Regions from separate parts of the Homo sapiens genome. Here all the other regions are linked to region 1. A link is a loop called in an ENCODE intact Hi-C map of the cell type or tissue named here. Cell type or tissue: heart right ventricle. All regions are shown on one strand. Region 1 overlaps PLCE1 (phospholipase C epsilon 1). Region 2 overlaps PLCE1 (phospholipase C epsilon 1). Region 3 overlaps TBC1D12 (TBC1 domain family member 12). Region 4 overlaps PLCE1 (phospholipase C epsilon 1). Region 5 has its middle 27 kb from the start of SLC35G1.

Evidence for each region. Hi-C counts contacts between places; a loop is a spot of excess contacts. Peaks named below come from ENCODE experiments on the same cell type or tissue, not always from the same donor. Only the 100,000 strongest peaks of a DNase experiment are listed, where the experiment ranks them.
Region 2: a loop joins it to region 1, with 4 times the contacts of the local background. A loop is called at or near these places in 19 of 110 quality-filtered maps.
Region 3: it touches region 1 in a loop (4-fold over the local background); 9 of 110 quality-filtered maps call a loop at or near these places.
Region 4: it touches region 1 in a loop (5-fold over the local background); 5 of 110 quality-filtered maps call a loop at or near these places.
Region 5: it touches region 1 in a loop (2.2-fold over the local background); 24 of 110 quality-filtered maps call a loop at or near these places.

The regions. Positions count from the first base shown.
Region 1 is chr10:94,073,533-94,078,532 of GRCh38, reverse strand. All of the region lies in intron 2 of PLCE1 (phospholipase C epsilon 1), which reads right to left. Among named protein-coding and RNA genes, the nearest start is that of PLCE1-AS2, 33 kb to the left of the region's middle. In heart right ventricle, a CTCF peak has its summit at 1,993 (motif pointing left); no DNase peak of the experiment used is centred here; H3K4me3 peaks cover 379 bases; H3K27ac peaks cover 2,698 bases.
Region 2 is chr10:94,223,681-94,228,680 of GRCh38, reverse strand. PLCE1 (phospholipase C epsilon 1) reads right to left here. Exons shown (of 33, transcript NM_016341.4): 5 at 1,230-1,375. Among named protein-coding and RNA genes, the nearest start is that of PLCE1-AS1, 61 kb to the left of the region's middle. In heart right ventricle, a CTCF peak has its summit at 2,883; a DNase peak (open chromatin) is centred at 4,540; H3K27ac peaks cover 2,851 bases.
Region 3 is chr10:94,442,438-94,447,437 of GRCh38, reverse strand. The region is part of intron 2 of TBC1D12 (TBC1 domain family member 12); the gene reads right to left. Among named protein-coding and RNA genes, the nearest start is that of TBC1D12, 42 kb to the right of the region's middle. In heart right ventricle, a CTCF peak has its summit at 2,929 (motif pointing right); a DNase peak (open chromatin) is centred at 2,937.
Region 4 is chr10:94,272,354-94,277,353 of GRCh38, reverse strand. It overlaps PLCE1 (phospholipase C epsilon 1), which reads right to left. Exons shown (of 33, transcript NM_016341.4): 19 at 3,634-3,792. Among named protein-coding and RNA genes, the nearest start is that of PLCE1-AS1, 12 kb to the left of the region's middle. In heart right ventricle, no CTCF peak of the experiment used is centred here; a DNase peak (open chromatin) is centred at 2,743; H3K27ac peaks cover 3,978 bases.
Region 5 is chr10:93,918,808-93,923,807 of GRCh38, reverse strand. No RefSeq gene overlaps it. Among named protein-coding and RNA genes, the nearest start is that of SLC35G1, 27 kb to the right of the region's middle. In heart right ventricle, a CTCF peak has its summit at 2,300 (motif pointing right); no DNase peak of the experiment used is centred here.

The DNA.
Region 1 (5,000 bases):
CTAGGTGACAGAGCGAGACTCTGTCTCAAAAAAAAAAAATGAGCAAAAAGTGATTTTCAAGACCATGCTTCATGTTTTCTGAGGGGCTAATTTGTACGGAAAAGCACAAGGCAAGAATTGCGACCTGAAAACATGCAATTTTTCTTCATAGGACTAAAATCACCTTTAAAAGGGGGTTATAGATGCTGAAAACAAAATCACTGAAGTCACCACAACCTGCTCATTTCAACATATAAGAATTATTAAGGACTAAATGCTGCACATCACTATAATATTAAATTCCCGAGGCTGCCATTCTAATGCAAACAAATCTATCAGATGGCAATGTTTGCCAAAAAGCTGAAAGAGCTTTAGAATTCAATTCAGATATTTTTAAAAAGTCAATAAGGTGCCATATTATGTAACTACATCATCAGAGACTGAGACAGTAACCCATAATCAAATAAAGATTTCTGCAACAGATGTCTAAATATTCACATTAAATGTAATAAATAAAGACTAGCCTCACACAAGTTCAACTAAGGTTTTGCCACCAAATCCTGTGTTTGCTGTGAATTTTTAAACTTTGTTTTTAGGTCTTTTGCTTTTTGGAACAGCAAATTAGGGATTCTGGGTGTAAAAGAGTACTTTTTACTTTTAAAATAAAGTCCCTATCCTCAGATATTTTAATTTTGTATCTTTATCTCGCAGAAACAAAATCTCAAAGTGCACAAAGATGTAAACCAATATTTATTCCAACACTGTTTTTTTGTTTGTTTGTTTTTTTGAAACAGTGTCTTGCTCTGTCACCCAGGCTGGAGTGCAGTGGCACAATCATAGTTCACTGTAGCCTTGACTCCTGGGCTCAAGTGATCCTCCCGCCTCAGCCTCCGGAGTAGCTAGTACTACAGATGCATGCCATCATGCCCGGCTAATTTATTTATTTATATTTTTTTGGCAGACTTGGGGTCTCACTATGTTGCCTGGACTGGTCTCAAACTGCTAGCCTTAAGCGATTCTCTCACCTTGGCCTCCCAAAGGTCTGGGATTACAGGTGAGATGAGTTGGAAACAACCTTAAGTGACTGCCAGTAGGAAAACATTAACATAGGATGAGAAATTCACACTATAGAATTCAGTGCACCATTGCAAAGAATGAGGTTACCTAGCAAAGGGTTTCTCAACCTCAGTACTAAATATTAGGGGCTGGATAATGCTTTGTGAGGTGCTGTCCTGTGCCTTGTAGAATATTTAGCAACATCTCTGGCCACTACCCATTAGATGCCAGTAGCATCCCGTCACCCCAGTTGTTGACAACTGAAAATGTCTCCAGACATTGCCAAGTGTCACCTCGGGGGCCAAACTGCCCCCAACTGGGAAACACCAGAGCGAATCACATTCATAGGCAGCCCTGATACACTCATAAGTGCACAAAGCAAAGAACAACACTTGTTACATAATGCCTGTTTTATTTCGATGAGATATATAATTGTTTATGTTATAGAAAAAGTCTGGATAGGTATGCAAAAAACAGTTAATACAATGAGAAAGTGAGGGAACTGTGGGTGGGAGGCTTTCCTCTTGTACTTTATCCACTTATGTGCTGTTTCAGCTTGGTAGATTTTAATTTCAGAAATGCAGTTTCTGAAAATAAACATGATACACAACTTCACAGTAAAGACAAAGGTTTAAACGGGTGGGACGGGAGGAGTCTTGTAAAAGGATGTGTGGTCAGGATAGGAAAAGCCCCCCTCAAGGTGGGTGTCCAGCAGAGCTCATGGGACACCCACGGCTGCCAGCAGCTGCTTCCAGCACCCTGGCCTTCTAGGAGGCTGAAATCATTATCTGACCATCAGACTGGAAGTATTCCAGTCTGCAGAATAACAGTCCTCCAACTGTACACTCCAAAATTCTCCTGAGGTTTTTTATTTTTTTCCTTCATGGCAGAAATTAAAGGAATCCTGCCAGGATTCAGCTGAAAGAGCAAGTGCTGAAAGATTCAGTTCTATTTCCACCTACTGGTAGGAAAAAAGACAACCATGCACAGCTCAGAAAAGGCGGCACAACCTCCAATGCTCCATTCACACTGACCCCTCCAACCCTGGAAGACCTTTGTCCTCTGAACTTGTACTGCAACAAAGCAACATCTCAGAAATCACCTGACAGTAATGTAAGTGTAACTAGATTCAAAACATCTTGAGGTGTCAATCAAATCAACCAGGGTACAGTTTTTATAACATCTGTCTTTACTCTAAGCCAGGAATTCTCTCAAGAAAACAGATAATAACCTCCTACTAAACACTCTTCTCTCTAATAAGGATATCCCGTACCCCTTTTATTTATTTAGCTCTTTTATGAGGCTCTCTAGAGCTACCGCAGAAGCAGCTTAGCATGGAGGTAACACACACACACACACACACACGCACGCACACACACACAAACACACACACAGGGCCAATGGTCAAAAAGACTTGAATTTGGGTCTCAGACTTTTCCATTGACTAGGATTTGGCCTTGAGCACATCACTTAACCTCTCCAAGGTGCCATTTCCTCTCCTGTAAAGTAGGCATCCTAATGGTAACACCTCACAGGGCTGTTGTCAGGATTAAATGAACTCATGTATTCAGCATGGTACTTGATGCATAGGAAATAAGCATTAGCTGTTTTTATTACACAATAATTCCACTGACTTCCACCCATTTTCCATCTGAAAAACTGAGGCAAAGGGTGATACTCAAGAGCAAGGAAACTCTGAACAGCAGAACGCATTCTGAATGTGACCCAGGTCATGCTGCAGGTCTCCCCAAACTCCCTGCCTTTCCCAGTTCACTCAGGAAGAGGATATCATCTGTTGTCATAACAGAAGTGCCAGCATACTTGTCTCATGACATACATATTTCCAGTCAGATGATCCAAATATTCCCTTCATTCAAACAAAGGTAGCCTCAGCTCAAAACAGCTAGACACCGATACCAATGCTTTCACCCAATGTCACTTTTACTGTAAAGAACAGAATGCCAGCAGTTTAGTCAGTAGAAGTCAGCAGTAGAATTCAATCTTTCAATGTGAATGACTCCCTAAATCCACATTTACAAATTTGTCACCTAATTTTACACCAATTATGTGTTCTCAAGTAAACCAACATGGACATTAACATGTTCAAACAAAATTAAAATTCTACTAGCCCAATATTTTTTCAATGTCTTATTGATGTCAATCATTTGGAAAGGATGCATCTGCCACCTACTTCGTATTAGATGGAGGGGAGAAGAAGGTGACAAGGCACGTGCTGCCCTCAAGGAGCTCCCAGTCTAGCTGGGGACATGGGCACATCCCTGACTAACTAGCCATTCTGCTAAAGGTGCAAAAACAAAGCACTACAGAACCGAGAGGAGAGAGAAACTAATTGTGATGGTGAATGTGGGGATTCCAGAAAGATCTCACAGAAAGATAATTCCTGTGTTAGTTCTTGAAAGATAATAATTAGGCCAAGAAGAGAAGGGGAAGAAGGCAGGCAGAGAAAGGAATCCACAAAGACAAGAACAGAACCCCAGGCACTTGAAATCCTACTGACATTGTAGAAAACATTATGTGTAGACCCACATTTACAAGGCATAAATTGTCCAGTTGAGGAGAGGACTATAATTGATTGATATGGCTGTCTCACTTAATATTATACAAGTTATTCTTTAAAAAATCAATACTAAGCCCTGGAAAATGGATCAATGCAAAATTGGGATCTGAGGAAATAAAGCAATTAATATCATTAGTAACTAGACCAATGACACCTTTTAAAAGGAAATATATTTAAGCATTAGTTAAGTGGGTTTTGGTTTATCACTATGAAATCTATGTTCTGGCAAGATAGTATCGTAAAGCATTTGAGTAATTATATTAATGTTGTTCTAAATGGCTGTTTACATTTTGGACTTAATAAAGATACTCATAAAGCAGTTCCATTTAGAGATAAAAATCACCAGATTTACTAAACTCAGGACATGAATAGAAAATGGATTTCACATTGCATGCCAACTCTGATCAACTGGTAGAACTGTTTGGGATGGGCCCTGTGTTATGGCTCACACCTATGGTCCAACCACTTTGGAGGATAGCTTGAGCTCAGGAGTTTGAGACCAGCCTGGGCAACATAGGGAGACCCTGTCTCTACAAAAAATAAAAATGAAAAATAGAAATTAGCCAGGTGTGGTGGTGTACATCTGTGGTCCCAGCTACTCAGGAGGCTGATGTTGGGAGTATCACTTGAGCTCAGGAGTTCGAAGCTGCAGTGATCCATGTTTGAGCCACTGCACTCCAGCCTGGCTACAGAGGGAGACTCTGTCTACAAGAAAAAAAAAAAAAAAAAAAAGAACTGCTTGGTATGATACATTATGAAAAAAATTTTAGGCCCTGTCTGAACTTGAAACTGACCCAGTTTTCCCATAGAAATGATATTTATGGGTCACTGAATAAACATAAAAATTGGCCCTCCATCTTAACACTTGAAACTTGTATTTGTCTTAACTGAGTGCCTTCCTCAGGAACTGACCCTCAGACAAGGGACTGAAACTCAATAGATCACCACAACCAGACAGTGAGATATCAAATCCCTCATTGATCATGATTAATTCCCTAATTCCTGTTTTCCCGCCTTCTGTGCTATATAAACACCCTAATTTTTGTCAGTCCAGGAGCTGGATTTGAAACCTCATCTCCCATCTCCTTGGTTGCAGCACCGATTAAAGCCTTCTTCCCTGGCAATGCTTGCTGACTTGGTGATTGGCATTCTGTGTGGGGAGCAGTAGGACCTAAACCAAACCTCTGGTGTTTTGGTAACAAATTCATGAAAAACAAGTGTCATGATTAGTAGCATCTGCCATGGGTGCAGTGGGCTGGAGGTAGCACATGTGCCCAGTATTGCCATTCCTGACTTAAAACCCTAAAGTGGAAGGGAAGAGGAAATGAACTAAATTGATCGATTGGCTTCTATTTATTGAATCATAAAATGCTGTCTTCTCCATACT
Region 2 (5,000 bases), 150 kb before region 1:
CTGGGAGTTTTCATCTCCTCCCCTAACCCAGAATCCCTACCTAGGGACCTGGAGAATCAAAGAAAAATCTCAGTAATGTTATGAACTAACATTCCTTTATAGTGAGAACCCTCATGAGGATGGTGAATCTCAGGAAGCAATAACAATATCAATAGCTTCTCTTTATGAGGCCTTACTATACGCCACGCACATGTGTCAAATACTATATTATTTCACTGAATTCTACCTAAAGATGTAGGTGCTTTTTAGTATTATCCCCATTTTGCAGACAAAGTAACTGAGGCTCAATGAAGTCAAGTAGCTTGCCTGGATCACACAGGTATTCCTTGGGGGAATCAGGATTTGATTCCTGGATAAGGATTTGATTCCTAATTTGATTCTAACTTAAGAACTCATGCTCTTCTTCCTCACATACCATGCTGCCTCCCACAGGAGTAAGAACAGTTACTTTATGCCAGGTAGCTGAGGCTAAAAGGGGATAAAGCAGGCAACCTGATGAACAGAATGGTGATTTTGTTATTAGCTTGATGGAAAAAGCATAAGAACAGGATATCATAGTGGTCAAGCTCATGGGCTCCGAAACCAAGGTTGCCTGTATTCCCAGCAATGCCAGGTGACCTTGGGTGAATGACTTAATTTCTCTTAGCCTTAGCTTCCTCTTTTGTATAATGTGGGAATAAGAATAGTATCTACCTGATAAACCTGTTTTGAGAATTAAAACATACAATATAGGGAATGTGCATAGCTCATACTTGACATATAGTGTTTGTTAATAATGAGAGCTTACATTATTGGAGGCCTATTGTCAATGCTAGCCACTGTTATTACTAAGGGCAGTTGGTGGTCTATAGCATATAGCCCTGGAACACTACATAAGGCAGGCCTGAAAAGAGACAGATAACAGTGGGGTTTACAGGACAGGAAGGGGAATAGTCAGTGGTGGGGTTGATCGGGTTATGCAACCAAGTAATTTCACTTGGCTTGGCAAAGAACACAGGATCACAGCAGACCCAGTGAAGTAGGATTGTGACTGGCCCACAGGGGCTGAATTCTGCAGCATCTTTGAGGGACAGGGCCTTTGGTGCTGAAAGAAGATAATACATTTCCCAAGTTAATCATTTCCAGTTACCTGGCTTGGGTAAAGGTGAGTCCCTGGACAATTAATTCAGTGCCATTCAGGTGATGAGAAGCGATTGTGCCAAGATAACCATATTCCCCACTGACTATACCTGAGGCCAGCCAAGAACTCCATGACAGCGTTGTAGTTGCCCATGTTCCAGCAGCATTTGGCCACATGCACCAAATATGAAAAGACTTCTCGCTTCTCCTCCATGGAGCCTGCCGTGAGGATCAGCCATGTCACCCAGGAGCTCACCTGGAAAACACACAGAGACATTCACGGGAATTATGTCCTAGAAGCTTGGCAATTTTTTTTTCCAAAAGCATTCTTTGTTTTTCTAAAAATATCAATTTGGTATTAGGAAATGAAAGACCTGTAGGTCCTGGCTGGGCGTGGTGGTTCACGCCTGTAATCCCAGCACTTTGGGAGGCTGAGGTGGGCGAATCACCTGAGGTCAGGAGTTTGAGACCAGCCTGGCCAGCGTGGTGAAAGCCCGTTTCTACTAAAAATACAAAAATTAGCTGGGCATGGTGGCAGGCGCCTATAATTCCAACTACTTGGGAAGCTGAGGCAGGAGAATCGCTTGAACCCTGCCTCAGCTTCAAGGTTGAAGGTTGCAGCGAGCAGCGAGAGGCAGAGGTTGCAGCGAGCCGAGATTGTACCACTGCACTGCAGCCTGGGTGACAGAGCAAGGCTCTGTCTCAAAAAAAAAAAAAAAAAAAAAAAAAAGACCTATAGGTCCTTAATCTCTTATAACTCTCTCTTTATTTTCTTTAAAACAAGAAGGCTGAAAAAGGCAATTCATAAAATCCTTTGATTGAAAAAATTTCTTTTGACTATAAGAAAATAAGGCCTAAGGATAATTTTGATTGAAAGATATTTGACTGATGGACATTAAAATGAAATGTACTTAACCCATCAGTTAAAGACATTTACTAAGTATTAAAATACATAATATCAAAGGAAAAATAAAAACATTTTTAAACAATCTTTTACAAATGCTTTATCTATTATGCCCCTCAAATGACAAAATATTATGAACAAATATTTATAGAGCACTTATTATGTGCCAGGAGCCATTCTAAGCACTTTACCTATATTACCTCATTTATCTCTCACAACAATTCTAAGAGTCAGGGACTGTTACTGTCCTCAGGGATGTGTGTAAGGTCTTCAACCACGTTGAAGGTAGCAAAGCCTAGGTTTGAACTTAGGGTGTCTTCTCCAGAGGTTGCATTATCAACCACTCACAAAATGCCTGATGTGTTTACACAAACTCTAATGTTCTTCAGTTCTGGGCTTAAAGTTATTCTAATGTGATTCGTTTTTCCTGCTACACAGACTGGAGGACAATATTTAAAAATAATCCATGTCTACACCCTCCCCTTATGATATGCAGCCTCTAAATCATCTGCTTCTGCTCTATGATTATTTTGCTGCCACCTTTACTTTGGTGCTTAGATGCTGGTGTCCACCTAAGTTACCTTCTCTATCCTGACTAGCATCTGGGTTGATAAGCTTGGTTGTCAACAGACCAAAGTCTTGGTCTTGACCTCACATGGCCCTACAAGCTCCGCTTGGTTCAGCATCAGTGCTGAAGCCTGGACAGCAACACTTTTCTCTGGACTAAGTTAGAGAGGCCGGAACACAGAGTTTATGGTGACCCATGACAACTGCAGGAAATAAGAGCTCAAGGTCAATGGCATACTGCCTGTAAGTGGATAAAATGATAAGAATTAATGGCATTGAGTGCTGGCAGCAACCACAGAGGGCAGTGCAACCCCATTTTTCCAGATCGAGAATCTATGGCTCATGGGAGAAGTGACTTTTCAAGGTCACAATTCTTGTTGATGTCAAAAGTAGGACTCCCAGCCCAGTGCTCTTTCATCTGGTGAAAGTTGACAGTTTCTTTCTTTCTTTCTTCCTTTTTTAGACAGAATCTTGCTTCGTTGCCCAGGCTGGAGTGCAATGGTATGATCTTGGCTCACTGCAACCTCGAGTAACTGGGATTACAAGGCCTGCCACCTCGCCCGGCTAATTTTTGTATTTTTAGTAGAGATGGGTTTCACCATGTTGGCCAGGCTGGTCTTGAACTCCTGACCTCAAGTGATCCACCCACCTCGGCCTCCCAAAGTGCTGGGATTACGGGCGTGAGCCACCGCACCCAGCCGAAAGGTGAGTTTTTTCAGACTTGGCTCTGGGTAGGTCCTCCTAAGCACTCAGTTTTGAGCTGCATATGTGAAGGCAGAGCAGGAATAAAAGGAGAAAATACTGAGAAGAGTCCAAAATATGACTAAAGAGATGAAAAAAACAAAATGAATGGTTGCTCACACCTCTTTCCTATCCCTACATAGAAACAAACAGGAAAATCAGAGCAACAGGGAGTTTTAGTGATAAAACAGGTCTATTCTCTGGTATGAGCCAGAGGCACTGGAGTAATTAATAATCTTCCTCTTCCCTTCTGAAACAGACTGAAGCAAAACGTGCTGGGCTACCTGCCACCCTCAAGCTCAGTCCTGAGCCTAGTGGGCTCCCAGCATGTGCCTCTGCCCTCCATCTGTACTGGACTTCACTGGGCCCTCAGGTGGCATCAGGAGAACAGGTCTGGAATCAGACCCTTGGGACAAACCCTGGTCCACATCATCCCAGGAACTGTCTGGGATTCCTAGTGCTGACCCGTCTCCTGCAGCTATGAGTAACCCCTTGCTCACAGTCTCCATGCCTGTCCTCTCACTTGATTCCTTGGTTAAAAGTCACCTTTGTGAAACCCTGGCTCACTAGAGCAAGAAATTATTTTGCTAACAGAGACTGAGTCATTGGTGCATCCATCTAATTCTTCCTTTAGTCTGACTGGCTTTTGATGAGCCCTATCCTAAAATGGGAAACCATCAGCAAACACTTAGCATCATAACCCTACTGACTCTTTGAGTTGGAAATTCAAACACTTCTCACAAATAAAAATGAGATCCTGAAAAGTAAAAAAACAGTTTCTCAAAGCCACCCAACTCATTAGTTGTTGAGGCCTCTGGCTATATTGTCTCTATGGCTTTAGCTCCTTTCTAGTTGAAATTGATGGCAAATCAGGGTCTCTGGAAAGTTGTCATTCTTTCAGGCTGTTCTGATACCATGCATTGACTTACTAGTCCAGTGGCTGGAAAGGGTTAACTCACCTCCCCCTGGAGAGGTCTGCTTCACAGGGCAGGTGGAGACCACCACTTGGTTTGTGTCACAATCCTGATCACTCATCCAGATTTATTTCCTATCAGTCAAATCATTTTCCATATACTTTCCCACAATGCTAGGAAAAAAACAGCGATACCATATTTCACATGGAAACCTAATTTAAACCAACTGTTCCATTGCCGAGTGTGAGTCCCCAGGGCCCTGGTTGTTGAGATTATGTAAGCACTGTTATCATAAACACACACACAGACACACCACACACACACACACACACGCACACACACCCCAACATCTGTTTACAAGCCTCACGGACAATTCTTATTATGGTCTGATGTATTCATAATTTTATAAGCATTAAATGGTGAGAGGGCCACCGCTAGTTATAAAATAATAAATGACACAAAAAGGAAATGAAGATTCAGTGACAAATGTCAAAATGTTGACCAAAGCATAAAAGGTGGTCACATTTACTAAGTGGAAAATGGGATGTGTTGCCAATCCAGAAAGAATTTCTGTGCAATCACACAGAAAAACAAAAAAATCATATAAATATAAAGTACTATGGTTTAGGCATAGGGAGTGCTACTAGAGCAGAAAGGTGTTAATGGTAGCAGATTATTTTGCTTATTTCAATAGTAAGCACAGAATGAGGAGAGAATCTGGCCCCCAGCCCAATTCTTTAAGCACCTCTCCCAGA
Region 3 (5,000 bases), 370 kb before region 1:
AGTTTTAAAATATTTAACAGATTCTTTCACTTATGAACCCAAATATCTCTGAAAAGATACAGGTACAAAACATGTAAAGTTAAATTGTATATAGATGTGTGTGTGTGTATATATATACACATCTATATAATTAAATATGGTGACATTTCATTCTTGAAATAGAAAAAAACATATAATTCCACATATGCAAAATATATACATGTAAAAATAATTACGTGTTTTTTCCACACAAAAAAATGAATTTTAAAAGGCCTAAAAATGTGAAAGGAAAGTGAACTGAGATATATCATTCTATGTTTTATATTTTATAAAGAGAATATAATCATGTGTTATTTGTGTCACTAATAATACATAAAAAAGGTTTTTTTTTTTTTTTTTTTGAAACAGCTCAGGCTAGAGTGCAGTGGCACGACCTCGGCTCACTGCAACCTCTACCTCCCAGGTTCAAGTGATTCTTCTGCCTCAGCCTCCCAAGTAGATGAGATTACAGGTAAGCACCACTATGGCCATTAATTCTTTTGTGTTTTTAGTAGAAATGTGGTTGGCCAGGCTAGTCTGGAACTCCTGACCTCAAGTGATCCACCTGCCTCAGCCTCCCAAAGTGCTGGGATTGTAGATGTGAGCCACCGCACCCAGCAAAAACTTTGTAAATTAAATCTTTTCTTCTTTACTTAGTGTGTAATCTTACAGATGTCTTTCCATTAAAGAAATGTTTGGTTTAATAACATATTTAAAAATATGGCAACTCTGCAGGACACAGTGGTGTGCGCCTGTAGTGCCCTGTACTCAGGAGGCTAAGACGGGAAGATTGCTTGAGCCCAGGAGTTTGAGGCCAGCCTGGGCAACATAGTGAGCCCCACATTCCAAAAAAAAATTTTTTTTCAAAAAATGTTTTAAAAGAATCAACAACTTCTTTCTGAAGACCTGCTTTAAAAAGTTATTAGCCAATGAAATACTACTACTCTAATCTCCTAATAAATCTTACTGCTTTACCATTCAAAAAGCAAGTGAGGCATCATTTCTCCAAGCAGTTTTTCACACCTAAATTACCAGCTACCTCTTCATTTCCTAAAGCCTTAACAGCTTAAGAACCTATCCCAAAACATGACAGAAGTGTCCTAACATTCTTCATGGCTTTACTGATACTATATTCACTTTCGGTTTCTGATTCCAAACGTAATAACATCTATCTGAAAGCATACATGGTAAAGGAACTCAGATACAGTTTTATATTCATAATCTTCTAGAGAATTCAAAAATCAGTGCTATGAAAAAATGTTTCTAAGTTAAAACAGAGACATAAAATTGTAAATTTACCATTACTATAAAAAGAAAATCATGCCCACTTTGAAAAATGAGAATTGCAGGGAAGAGGACAGCAAAATTAGACAAATAGGGAGTAGAGGACACACATTGAAGCAGAGATAGTAGAAAGCAAGAGGTAGAAACATGTTCCATCACATGGTAAAAGTAATACTTTTTTTTTTTTTTGAGACAGTTTTAATCTTGTCACCCAGGCTGGAGTGCAAGGGCACGACCTTGGCTCACTACGACCTCTGCCTCCCAGGCTCAAGTGATTCTCCTGCCTCAGCCTTCCGAGCAGCTGGAATTATAGGCACCTGCCACCACACCTAGCTAATTTTTGTATTTTTAGTAGAGACCAGGTTTCACCATGTTGGCCAGACGGGTCTCGAACTCCTGACCTCAGGTGACACACCAGCCTCAGCCTCCCAAAGTGCTAGAATTAAAGGTGTGAGCCACCGCACCCAGCTGATACATATTTTGAAGATGGAAAAAGGTCAGAAGAAAAATGACTTGACTATACATAATGCCTCCCAGAGAACAAACATAACCACAAAAAGGGCACTAAAACATATACTAATAGCTGTGACATAGCTGGAAAGTTCGAAAACTAAAATAAGTGGCGCAGAGAAATAATCGTCAGTTAAAGGATCAGAGAAGGGGCCGCAGAGGCAGAGGCAGCAACTACATTTCAACTCTACCCCTTCTTCTCAAATGAAAAAGAGCTGTTCTTTTCCTGACCACTCATGAAGTTCTATTGCTGTTGTTGCTGTTTTTTGAGACGTATTCTCGCTCTTTTGCCAGGCTGGAGTGCAGTGGCACAACGTCGGCTCACTGCAACCTCCGCCTCCCGGGTTCAAGTGACTCTCCTGCCTCAGCCTCCCAAGTAGCTGGGACTACAGGCACGTGCTACCACGCCCAGCTAATTTTTATATTTTTAGTAGAGACGGGGTTTCACCATGTTGGTCAGGATGGTCTCAATCTCCTGACCTCGTGATCTGCCCGCCACAGCCTCCCAAAGTGCTGGGATTACAGGCTTGAGCCACCGCTCCCGGCCCACTCATCAAGTTTTTATACCACATATATAAAAAAGGGAATGTGAGGGGCCGGGCGCGGTGGCTCACGCCTGTAATCCCAGCACTTTGGGAGGCTGAGGCGGGCGGATCACGAGGTCAGGAGATTGAGACCATCCTGGCTAACACGGTGAAACCCCGTCTCTACTAAAAATACAAAAAAATTAGCCAGGCGTGGCGGCGGGCGCCTGTAGTCCCAGCTACTTGGGAGGCTGAGGCAGGAGAACGGCGTGAACTCGGGTGGCGGAGATTGCAGTGAGCCGAGATCGTGCCACTGCACTGCAGCCTGGGCGACAGAGCAAGACTCCGTCTCAAAAAAAAAAAAAAAAGAGAATGTGAGGTCTTGGCTTTCCGAAATGAAAATAGCAGATTAAAGGTATACAGCGTATCAGCAAAGATAATTATCCAACCAGTAATTTATTCAGAGACTTATGGTAAGAAAATATCATAGAACATTAGTTTATATAAAGATATAAAAATGTATGTGCATGCATATTTAAACTACCATAAAAATCAAAAATACCTGTATAAACCTTCAGTAGCAAGACCACCGTTTTGCCTCTAGAGGGCGAACTTGGTCTTCTGAAACATTCTAGACGAGAGACGTTACTTTCAGACTTTACCAAAAGAAAAAAAAAGGAGCTAAAACTTAAGATGTCACAATAGCAGAGGTTCCCAACCTTTCTTGGTCAATGCCTTTAGTGTCTCTGATTTTTTTCACAGTAACTCTTAAGCCAAAAGAAATACCTAATGATTCTGTTTAATAAGTAGCTATGTCCAAACAATTTAATAAGGATATATTTCCTAACACTTAGTAACTGCTAAAAAAAAAAAATACACATAAATTGAAAAAAGAAATATGTTTTCTTTCATTCTTTTTTTTTTTTTTTCTTGAGATGGAGTCTTGCTCTGTCACCCAGGCTGAAGTGCAGTGGCATGATCTTGGCTCACTGCAACCTCCACCTTCCAGGTTCAAGCGATTCTCCTGTCTCATCCCCCAAGTAGCTGGGACTATAAGCATGCACCACCATGCCTGGCTAATTTTTTGTATTTTTGGTAGAGACAGGGTTTCACCATGTTGGCCAAGCTGCTCTTGAACTCCTGACCTCAAGTGATTTGCCTGCTTCTGCCTTCCAAAGTTCTGGGATTACAGGCGTGAGCCACTATACTCGGCCTCATTCTTAAATAACCGCAATTAATTACCAATTTGGGCATGTGTGGCTTTGTGCATTGTATACAATTTCTCAAACCTTAAAATCAGATTAGACATAACCCTCATTTCCAGTCCCACGCTGACTTTTTTACAGTATCTGGTTTTTATCACAGCAACCTCAGAAAAAACAGATTCACAAAGATATGATGCCACAGAAAAGTATGTAGTAGCACTTAATGTTGGAACTGTGTACTGCTTCTAATTACCAGTCTCCACCATATCCAACTGATGTGGAATATCACTGTTTGCCTCAAAAAATTTAAATATCCCACAGTACCCCAGTGTGTTAAGTGCAGCACACCAGAGTGTCTGAGCACATGGCTTGGGGATCACAGCACACAGTTTTAAGTACCAATAGATAAACTATTCACTATTTTCATCACTTGTAAAGAAAATTAACTACAAGCCAGGTGTGGTGGCACATACCTGTAGTCCCAGCTTCTCAGGAAGCTGAGGCAGGAGCATCATCATTTAAGCCCAGGAGTTTGAAGACAGCCTGGGCAACATAGCAATACCAAGTCTCTTGAAAAAAGAAATTAAGTTAGTTTACAGGGAGAGGAGGAGGCACATGGTCTAACTACTGACTAGCTACATAGTTCAGGCAAATCCTTCAAAAGGGAAAGGGAGGGGCTGCTTAGAAAGACGGCAATCTCAGCAACTTCTGTTTGTCTTATGCTTCTCTCAGGGACAAACATGCAGTCCTCTAGTGCCGTGCATGTACATTCTATGGGGGTGAACATCTTGGTTCTGGTTAAACAGCTAGTGCTTTTGACAGCTGTGCCAGGAAGGGTTAGGACCAACTACAAAAGAATATGGGTTCTAAAAGCATAGTGTGTGTCCCTAACTTTGTTTTTCCTGAGGAAAAAAATAAACCTTTTATTCAAATGCAAAAAGAAGAAAAAAAGAATTAACTACAATAATGTTTTTAAAGATCTAAAATTATTTTCTCATATTACTTGGAAAACCAGTTTTTCTTCTGAGCAATAAAAGGAACACTATTAAATCTTTAAAGGAAGATATCTTTTCCAATTTGAATGATGATTATTGCCTTCATGTGATTGTTTTTATAAATGCTAGCTGTGTTAAATTTGGTAAACTACAATTGGGAAGGATAAAAATAGGAAATGTACTATATGTCTTCTTCTGAGCAATAACTTCTCTGAACTTTAAAACACTGCAGATTGATCCAGTCTCACTGCTTTCCATTCTCACTTATCTAGTACTGAAGAGCCAAAGTTCAGAAGTCAAATAAGATCAGAAAGTCTTAAGAACTCAAGAATACAGATGTTAACAGAGATATCAGAAGAAATAGCTTCTAAATTACTAGAAACAGATTGTGTACCAACTCTTCTCATTTACAAAGTCCTTGGTTTAGAGAGGACACCAGAAAAGTGACAAAGGAAGGAGTTCAA
Region 4 (5,000 bases), 200 kb before region 1:
GGTATGGGTCAGATGAGGAGACTGGCCCTCATAGGGCTAAGCAGGAGCAATGTCTTACACTTCTCTGTTTCCCCAGTACCTAGCCGCAGTGTCTGTCATTTAAGGTGAACTGAGTTTTTTGGGTTCAAATTCAGGAGAGGAATGTCAGAATCCTGGAGGATCCTGGTGGGGTATAGTTAGGAGACCTCAGGATGCATCTCAGTACAAGCCAGAGGCAGGTGGAGGGCTTCAGAAATCCTGCTCTGAGTCAATCCATCCTTGCTGAGGGTGAGTTCTTTGTATGGGAAATGACTCCGGCCTTCTATGTTAGCGGGTAGGTCTGAGCCCACTGGAGCTCTGGATCACCTGGTTTATTTGAGGTCAGATCATCACTAGGTCTAGACCCATGATCTACCAGAAAACAGAAAGGCCTTACGGATGTGACTGTGGAATCATTGCTGGTACCCCTTGGGAAGTCATCATGAAAGGTTGCAAGCAGTCTTAGAAAACTGGCAATAGGGATTATATTGTCCCATTTTTCCAAAATAAGGAACAAGTAAGTTGTGGAAATTATACTGTGGGCAGTGTCAAGGTGATAGCTGACAAAATTTCATGATGGGGTATTAATCACTTGGTTTGTGAGAACTTAGAAAATAAAGAGGTGATTTGCAAGAGTTAGAGTGGATCTACTAAGAACAAGTTTACCACACAGTGACCTCCTTAGCTGTTTTGGATAAGATAATTCACTTTATGGGAAAAACAGCAGATAAATAGTGTTTCTCAAACTTCCAGGATAATAAGAATTATTATTGTTATTATTTTTTACGCAGACACCATGGTGACTTAAGGAATTATTTTTATATAAACAGATGACCAGGCCTTTCTTCTGGAAATTCTGACTTAGTCAGTCAGATTTGTGACCTTAGAATCTGTTTTTCAAAGTGCTCCAGCGATTATTCTTATTAATGTACTCTGACTTCTGTATCACCTTTGAAAAGGGCTTCTCTAAAGACCCAAGTCTGAGACTAAGCTCTATTGCTATGAGCTGGGTGGCCTTGAGAAAGTCACACAAGTGGCCAGGTTTCAGTTTTCTATTTTATAAATAAAGAAATCAATAAAGAAGTCGAAGCACACTCTGGGAAATGCAGGCTACAAGAGAGGAGAGCACCAGACGGGGGCAATAATCATCAAATGCCAGGGGGCTTATTTAAGAAGGGCACAGGCCTCTCCATGTGGCTGGCTGACTCAAGGGCAACTTGGGATGAAGACACAGTTTGAGAAACTGCTAATAAATGTACCAGATGACAGAAACAAAATTCACAAAGAACTTTGTAGGACGTAATAATATACCAAAACCAAGAAGAGCAGAAATAGAGATAAATGTGAGGCTCCCATATACAAAAGGTTAAAATTCATTGTTAATCTGGAAAAATGGGAACGCTGGGCATAAGAACAGTCTATATGAAAATAACTGAATGCTTTTTGTTTTCTACAAGCTCAACATGAGCTCAGTGTGTGCTAAAGAATTTTTTTTTTTTTTGAGTCAGGGTCTTACTCTATGGCCCAGACTGGTATGCAGTGGCACAACATGGCTCATTGCAGCCTTGGCCTCCCAGGCTCAGGTGATCCTCCTGCCTCAGCCTCTCCAGTAGCTGGGAATACAGGCACATGCCACCATGCCCAGCTAATTTTTATATTTTGTGTAGAGATGGGGATTTGATATGTTGCCCAGGCTTGTCTTGAACTCCTAGATTCAAGCAATCGACCTGCCTCGGCCTCCCAAAGTGCTGGGATTACAGGCGTGAGCCACAGCGGCTGGCCAAGAATTTTTGAAAAGCAGACAGTCTGAGGCTGTATTAACAAAGGTTTAAAGTTCAAATTAGGGGAGGTGATGGTTTCACTGTTCTTGTGCTGTAATATACTACCTAGAATACTGATTTAGTTCTGGAAATCACATTTTCAGATTGACGAATTCAAGAATATCCACAAATTTAAGAATATCTACGATATTCTTAATGGTAAGTAAAGAGTCTTAGCAACCATATCCTGTCAGGAACAGTTGGCACAACAAGAATTTTTAGCTTGGAGAAGAAAAGCTGGTGGGGAAACACATGATAGCTTTCTAAATATAAAATTAGTCTGTACAGCTGCAGAGGGAAGAGGGAGGGCCAATGAGAAGGAGGAAAAGGAAGGAAGATTTGGGCTCAACATAAAAAAGACTTCTGTTCATTAGTGGAATGAAGGCCTTATAAGTAACTGCAAATGACTGTGCACAGAATGGAAAAGGCAAGGACATTCACATTTATCATTTATCTTGAAGACCACAGTGGTATGTGTGGTTAGCAGCTTTATCTGCTTGGCAGTGAGGACTGGGCAGGAATTGTTGGATAAAGAAAACAGCACAGATGAACAGGGCTCTAGAAGAAAAAGCACCACACTGGGTGGTCAGTCACTGATGTGGCATTTGAGGAAGGCAAGGTAGAGTATACATGCTAACATTTAAATAACTTTGTAACAAGGCCCATCAGCATAGGTGCCATGGCCTCTGAAACCCAAGCAAAAGCAAGGTCACCTGGAGCAGATTTGGAAGTGCAGATCTGGATAAAGGTAGACCTACTGGAGGTCTCCAACTGGTGGCCCTTGGGGCTGACTGCACCTCCAGACCTGACTTGTTTGGCTGGTGCAGTGTTTAAAAATAATTGAATTAGAGCTGTTCTTTGACACGGCGTGCACACTCCACTCCTGTCCTCACCACTTCCAGCTGTCCTGTATCCAGCTGGCTCCTCACACTGATGTTTCCTGCTTAGCCCCTGAAAGTGGCTGATTTTGCAACTTTTGGCCCAGAATCATGGGTGATCTTCAAATTGGGTAATGTATTACCTTCAGAGGACACAAACACTTCAAGGGAATATGCAGGTTCGGATGTTTGTAAAGAAACTGGTTTCTGTATGTTTAGCATCTGTGTGCCTGTACTCTTTGAGCCAGCCTGAGAGCAAGTCTGTAGCTGGCTAGTTTCCAAAGTGATGTTTTAGGACCAACAGTGCCCTCCTAAGTAGGACAAATAGTTTTGTCAGCTGTCATCCTGTGGGATAAGTAGGTGCAGACTGGAAAATGGACTCAGTGTTCTGTACCTGAACTTTTTCACAGACCTTTGAGCCGAGGGTCTCCTACACAGGTGGGTTTGTCGTGCTTGGGCCCAGATCTCTGTTGTCCGGATCTGGGCCCAAGCAGCATAAACTAGTGATACGCTGGGATCACAGGGCTATGGCTTTTGGGCTTCTACTACAGGCCCCATGCCAAGGGCTCCCCTAAGGGGACTCTCCCTAAAGGGGACTATAGCAGCCATTATGGGATGAACAACCCCCTAAGCTCAGTTTCAGACACAACAGTCACACTTCATCCCACTCAGAATAAATTAAATAACGGAGGTATATTCTATGTGGGAACTATTCCACAAATTAAATCTTGGGTGAGTGAGATGAGAGAATTTATTGGTCTATGGAATGAAAAGCCCAAAATCAAACTTATCATTTAAGGAAAGTCAGTCTTGAAAAACTAGTAAACCAGCAGGTCATCTGAAAGGTTAGAATGATGTTATTTTTCTTTGTTCTAGGCACACTGCCTTTTCATAACTGGTTTAACAGAGGGGAGTACCTTTTGCTTTAAGATATCCACTGGCGTCTGATGGGCTTTTAGCTTCTTGTTTTTAAGAAGAACTTTCTTTCTGAGTTGGTCAGGTGAAGGAAGCATTGGATCATCTGAGAAATCAGTCTCAAATAAGAATTTAGTCACCAGCTTTTCTCCAAACACAGTCTAAAAAGAATGAAGGAAAACATACAATCAATGCCTTTTATCTATAATTGATAAATATATGTACACTTCATAAACATAGTAGATATTTTAGACTGGTTGAATTATTTAAAAAGTCTTAGGAAGAGGAACTAGGAAAGAAGCTGTCCCCTGCTCCTGCCCCCTTCACAGTTTCTTACTGAAAGGAAGGGAGGTGTTTAGAAGGACAGGAGGAGAGGTCGAGGCCACTCTGCAGCTGGTGTCAGTTCTAACTATTTAGGAAAATATTCTGTGGTCTGATGTATTAAATAAGAAAACAGAGAATCAGTTAGAGGCTGTTGTTTGTAGAATAAGGTTAGTTTCAGATGAAGTCAAGTCAAAAGGATAAAACTTTGGAGGGGGTAGGGAGCAGGGACAAAGACATAGGTAGAATTTGCGTCCACATAGTGTAAAGAACCACAGACACAATTCTCACAAAGATTTTGAGCATGGATCTCCAAAGCAGAATGTGTGTCTGTCAAGGAGGTGGGTGGAGGGAAAGCAGACACAATGCTTATATCAACTCCATTGTTGCCCAGGCTGGTCTCGAACTCCTGAGCTCAAGCGATCCACCCGCCTCAGCCTCCCAAAGTGCTAGGATTACAGGTGTGAGCCACTGGGCCTGGCCTTGAGTTATTTTTTAATTGAAAAAAAAAATCAAAGCTTAGGCCAGGACAATATGAAAAGTTAATTAGTTTTGTTGGCATTAATATTTGGGGACATTTTGTCAGTGCCCCTCTTTCCCACTGAGAGCCTCATTTCCACAAATGCCTCTACCATTAAAGGAAGGGGGAAGTATAATGGAATATCTGCTTCTAAATCTGGGTGCATTATTGTTGTGGGAAGTCAGGGATCCCGAACGGAGGGACCAGCTGGAGCCGTGGCAGAGGAACATAAATTGTGAAGATTTCACGGACGTTTATCGTTCCCAAAATTCATACTTTTTAATTTCTTATGCCTGTCTTTACTTCAATCTCTTAATCCTGTTATCTTTGTAAGCTGAAAATGTACGTCACCTCAGGACCACTATTGTACAAATTGATTGTAAAACATGTGTGTTTGGACAATATGAAATCAGTGCACCTTGAAAATGAACAGAATAACAGCGATTTTAGGGAACAAGGGAAGACAACCATAAGGTGTGACCGCCTGCAGGGTCAGGCAAAAAGAGCCATATTTTTCTTGTTGCAGAG
Region 5 (5,000 bases), 150 kb after region 1:
AAACTTTATAAAAACTCTCTTATAAGTATAAGGGGTCAGACAGGCAGGACACCAAAATTATAAGAGCTAAAATTATATATAATATAATATAATCATGGCAAAGCAGCTTGTATGTTCTCTTGCTATTGTACAGTTTGTCATTACGATGTCATGAGCACCTGCACAAAGCAGATGGACCTGAACATTATCCAACATTTCCTGCAGGGCAGCCCCCGGGGCTGTGAGAGCATGCTTATTTTAACAATTTGTTGTGAGTGGTCCTGAAAAGTTCCTGAATTTTTTGAATAGTTTAGAACTACAACCTTCATAATCAGTTTACAGGAAGTTCGAATAATTGCTCTAAGATGGCAGAAGTTTCACTCCACATTGTTTACCAATATGATTTAATCTGGCCGTTTAAATTAACATATTGATGGTCTGAAATATATATACATGTTGTTTTTACTATTGTTTTCAAATGAATGAGGTATGTCTTTATCTTCTGACATGAAAAATTTTCGTGATATACTGTCTAGTGGGACAGAAGTTTCGGGACAGAATGTACCATATGATTCCATTTTGTAAAAATTAATCAATCAATTAAACAAACAAATCTATATGTATCTATCGAAAAGAGAATCCAGCTAGGCATGGTGGTGTACATGTGTAGTCCCAGGTACTTAGGATGCTGAGGCAGGAGGATAGCTTGAGCCCAGGAGTTCAACGCTGCAGTAAGTTCATACTACTGCAGTCCACTCTGGACTACAGAAGGAGAGCTCGTCTCTAAAAAAATGGGAAAAAAAAGAGGAGAAAAATAAAAGAAGAATCCACTCTACTACTTAAAGGTCAGGGGAATTGAGCCTTCCATTTATATTTTACATTTCTGTGTTGCTAATTTTTTAACTATATGGAAGTTTATTAATGATGCAATCCCTGATTTAAGATACAAGAAATGCATCAGAAATCCAGATGTCAATGTCCTATACAGATTCTTGCTTTGAAAATATGTTCTGAGAGCAATGTGATTGCAGTCCTTGGAAAATCTTCTCTGACTGTTGCTGCAACTTTACTTATTTATTTTAAATCTGTACATATTTAATGCATACAGCTTGATGAGTTTGGAGATAAGTATACATCCATGAAACCATTTCCACAATCTATGCCATAAACATATCAATTACCTCCAAAAGTTTCCTCCCACCCTCATTATAATTTGTGTTAAGAACACTTGACATTGATCTACCATCTTAGCAAATTTTTAAGTATAAAATGCAATATTATTAACTCTAGGCACTATGTTGTACAGATGTCTAGGACCTATTCATGTTGCATAACTGAAATTTTTTGTGCCCTTTGACCAATAGTTCCCCATCTTCCTTTGCCATATGGCCCTGGCAACCACCATTCTACTTTCTGATTCTACGAGTTTGACTATACCTGATACCTCATATAATTGGTATCATGTAGTATTTGTCCTTCTGTGTTAGGCTTATTTCACTTAGCATAATGTGCTCCAGGTTCATTCATGTTGTCGCAAATGGCAAGATTCTTTCTCTTTTAAGTCTAAATAATATTCCACTGTATGTATATATACACCACATTTTCTTTATCCATTTGTCCTTTGGAAATTTAGGTTGCTTGCACGTCTTGGCTATTGTGAATAATGCCGCAGTGAACACAGGAGTGAAGATATCTCTTCAGTATACTGATTTTGATTCCTTTGGATATATGCCCAGAAGTGGGATTTTTTAATCATATTATATTTTTAATTTTTCAAGAAACTTCCAAACTGTTTTCCACTGTGGCTACACCAATTTACGTTTCCACCAACAGTGTAGAAGGATTCCCTTTTCTTTACTTTCTCGCTTGTTGAATTTTTAAAGTATCACCTTTGAAAGATAAATACAGTATTTTTTAAAACAAAAATATTTCTCCAGGCATGGTGGCTCACGCCTGTAATTCCAGCATTTTGGGAAGATGAGGCAGATGGATCGCTTGAGCCCAGGAGTTCGAGACCAACCTGGCCAACATGGTGAGACCCTATCTCTACAAAAAATACAAAAATTAGCTGGGCTGGTGTCATGCTCCTGTGGTCCTAACTACTCGGGAAGCCGAGATGGGAGGATCACCTGAGCTTGGGAAGTTGACACTGCAGTGAGCTGAGATCAAGCCCCTCCACTCCAGCCTGGGTGACAGAGTGAGAACCTGTCTCAAAAAAAGAAAAAAAAATCAAGAAACGCAAGCCACTGGTTTCCACAGCAAGTCTTGACCATAGCTCCACACCACAAGGGGGTGCTGTGGGATTCTGAATGAGTCACATCACTGGCACCTCAGTTTCCCCTCTGTAAAACGAGGATAACACCCCCCTCACCGGGAGGTGGCGGAGCTGAAAAGATGTGGCTGTGAAAGCGAGTGGGTCTGAGTGGGTTCTGGGAGACTGCCTTTAATTTTCCTAAATTTGAATGGGGGTTGGGATAAGGTGAGACCAAAGAATCCCTGTTCTGGTCGATTATGTTTCTAAAACTAGAACTAAGAATTCAGTGCTTAGCTTCCTCCTCTGACCTAAGTCTCTTCTCACACTCCTATTCAAAGTGCTGGGGTGGAAGGAAGCTTGAAGTCACCCTGTCCTCAAAGAATCTGACAAAAGTTATGCACCTGAATCCCAGAAAACTGCATGGAAAGCTGAATTTTAAATATAATTCCTGGAGATTCCCAGGCCCACGTGAAGGATCCTTCATTGATTTAATTCAGGCACCTTATTTTACCCAGGAGAACAAAATTTAGAAATTAAGGCCACTGAACCTGGCTGTTAATGGCTCACAGATTCCCCATCCCCAAGAATTGCTCTGGGTATAAGACCCACCTACAATGCAGTGGTGTGATTTATGCTCCTGAAAGCACATCCTCTGCCAGGTGCAGTGGCTCAAGCCTGTAATCCCAGCACTTTGGGAGGCCCATGAGGGTGGATCACCTGAGCTCAGGAATTCGAGACTGACCTGGGCAACATGGCAAAACCCCATCTCTACAAAAAATTTAAAAAGTAGCCTGGTGTGGTGGCAGCTACTTAGGAGGCTGAGGTGGGAGGATTGCTTGAGCCCTGAAGGCAGAGGTTGCAGTGAGCTGAGATTGTGCTACTGCACTCCAGCCTGGGTGACAAAGTGAGACCCCGTCTCAATACATACATAAATTTAAAAAAGTGCATCCTTGCTTGCCTCTTTCCCCCTCCCTGGTCTGTTTTCCTCATGAGCTTTTCCTGAAGAGCATATGCCCAGTAAATCACACACACCTCAACCTCTGTCTGGGGCTCTCCTAGGGAATCTGACCTCATACTAGTACCAAGTGTCACTGGCATCATTTTATAGATTCCAGACATTGATAACATGTGATGACAATACACTGATAAGATATCTAACTGCTCTCTTCACTTTATAAAATCATGCTTGGGACCTCAGAGATCATTTAGTCATCTTAGAGGTGAGGACATGTATTATATATATGTAGATATATACTTTATATTATTTATATATTTATTCTCCTGCTTTTTCCACTTAATATCATAACATGACGATTTCTCTTTACTTCTTTTTTTGTGGCTCCATTTGGTAAGCTTTGTAAAAAGAACTTGTATTTGGGGCCGGGTGTGGTGGCTCACACCTGTAATCCCAGCCCTTTGGGAGGCTGAGGTGGGCAGATCACCTGAGGTCATGAGTTCAAGACCAGCTTGGCCAACATGGTGAAACCCCGTCTCTACCAAAAATACAAAAAAATTAGCCGGACATCATGGTGGGCACTTGTAATCCCAGCTACTCGGGAGAATGAGGCAGGAGAATCGCTTGAACCCGGGGGGCAGAGGTTGCAGTGAGCTGAGATGGTGCCACTGCACTCCAGCCTGGGTGACAGAGCGAGACTCCATCACAAAACAAAACAAAACAAAACAAAAACAAAAACAAAAAACTTTTAAGTTCAGGGGTACATGTGCAGATTTGTTATATAGGTAAACCTGTGTCTTGGGAGTTTGTTGTACAGATTATTTCATCACACAGGTGTTAAGCCTAGTACCCATTAGTTATTTTTCCTGATCCTTTCCCTTCTCCTACCCTCTACCCTCTGGAAGGCTCCAGTGTCCACTGTTCCTCCTCTATGTGTCCATGTGTTCTCAACATTTAGCTCCCACTTATAAGTGAGAACGTGTGGTATTTGGTTTTCTCTTCCTGTGTTAGTTTGCTAAGGATAACGAGCTCAAGCTCCATTCATGTTCCTGCAAAGGACATGATCTTGTTTTTTTATAGCTGTATAGTATTCCATGGTGTATATGTAGCACATTTTCCTGACACAGTCCACTATTGATGGGCATTTAGGCTGATTCCATGTCTTTGCTGTGAATAGTGCTGCAATGAACATATGTGTGCATGTCTTTATGATAGAACGATTTCTATTCCTTTGGATTTCCCTTTACTTCTGTCTTTATAAAGATACTTGTGAAAAGATGCATAATATTCTAATCTATGAAGGTAGCTTTTTTAAACCTAATATACTCAAATGGAATAGTTATTTGTATTTTTATTATTATAAATTATAAAAGGGAATGTCTTTATGTAAATATTTGTTTCTGTGTTTCAGGGGTTTTTTCCCTTAGGAAAAATCTTCTAGAAATAGTTACTGGGCCACAGGGTATGATATGTATTGCAAATTTTTCAAAAAATTTTTACCAACTTAACATTCCCAACCACAATGCTGTCTGGCAATTTGAACCCTCTTGCCAATATCAAGTGTTATTTTTATAAAAACAAACCCCAAACTCTGACTTAAAGTGAAAAGAACTCACTGCTCCATTAATTTATCTTTATTTACAGTAAAGTTGATTTTTTCATATATTTATTAGCCATTTATTTTTCCTGTTTGGGGGCGTTTTCCCCCTTGTGTAGGGCTTTACTAATGAATTTGTACAGTTTTTGACAGCCACTCTGAAAAAATATTATACTAGTTGTGGACTTTGTTACTAAGCCCTTGATTTAGAGATA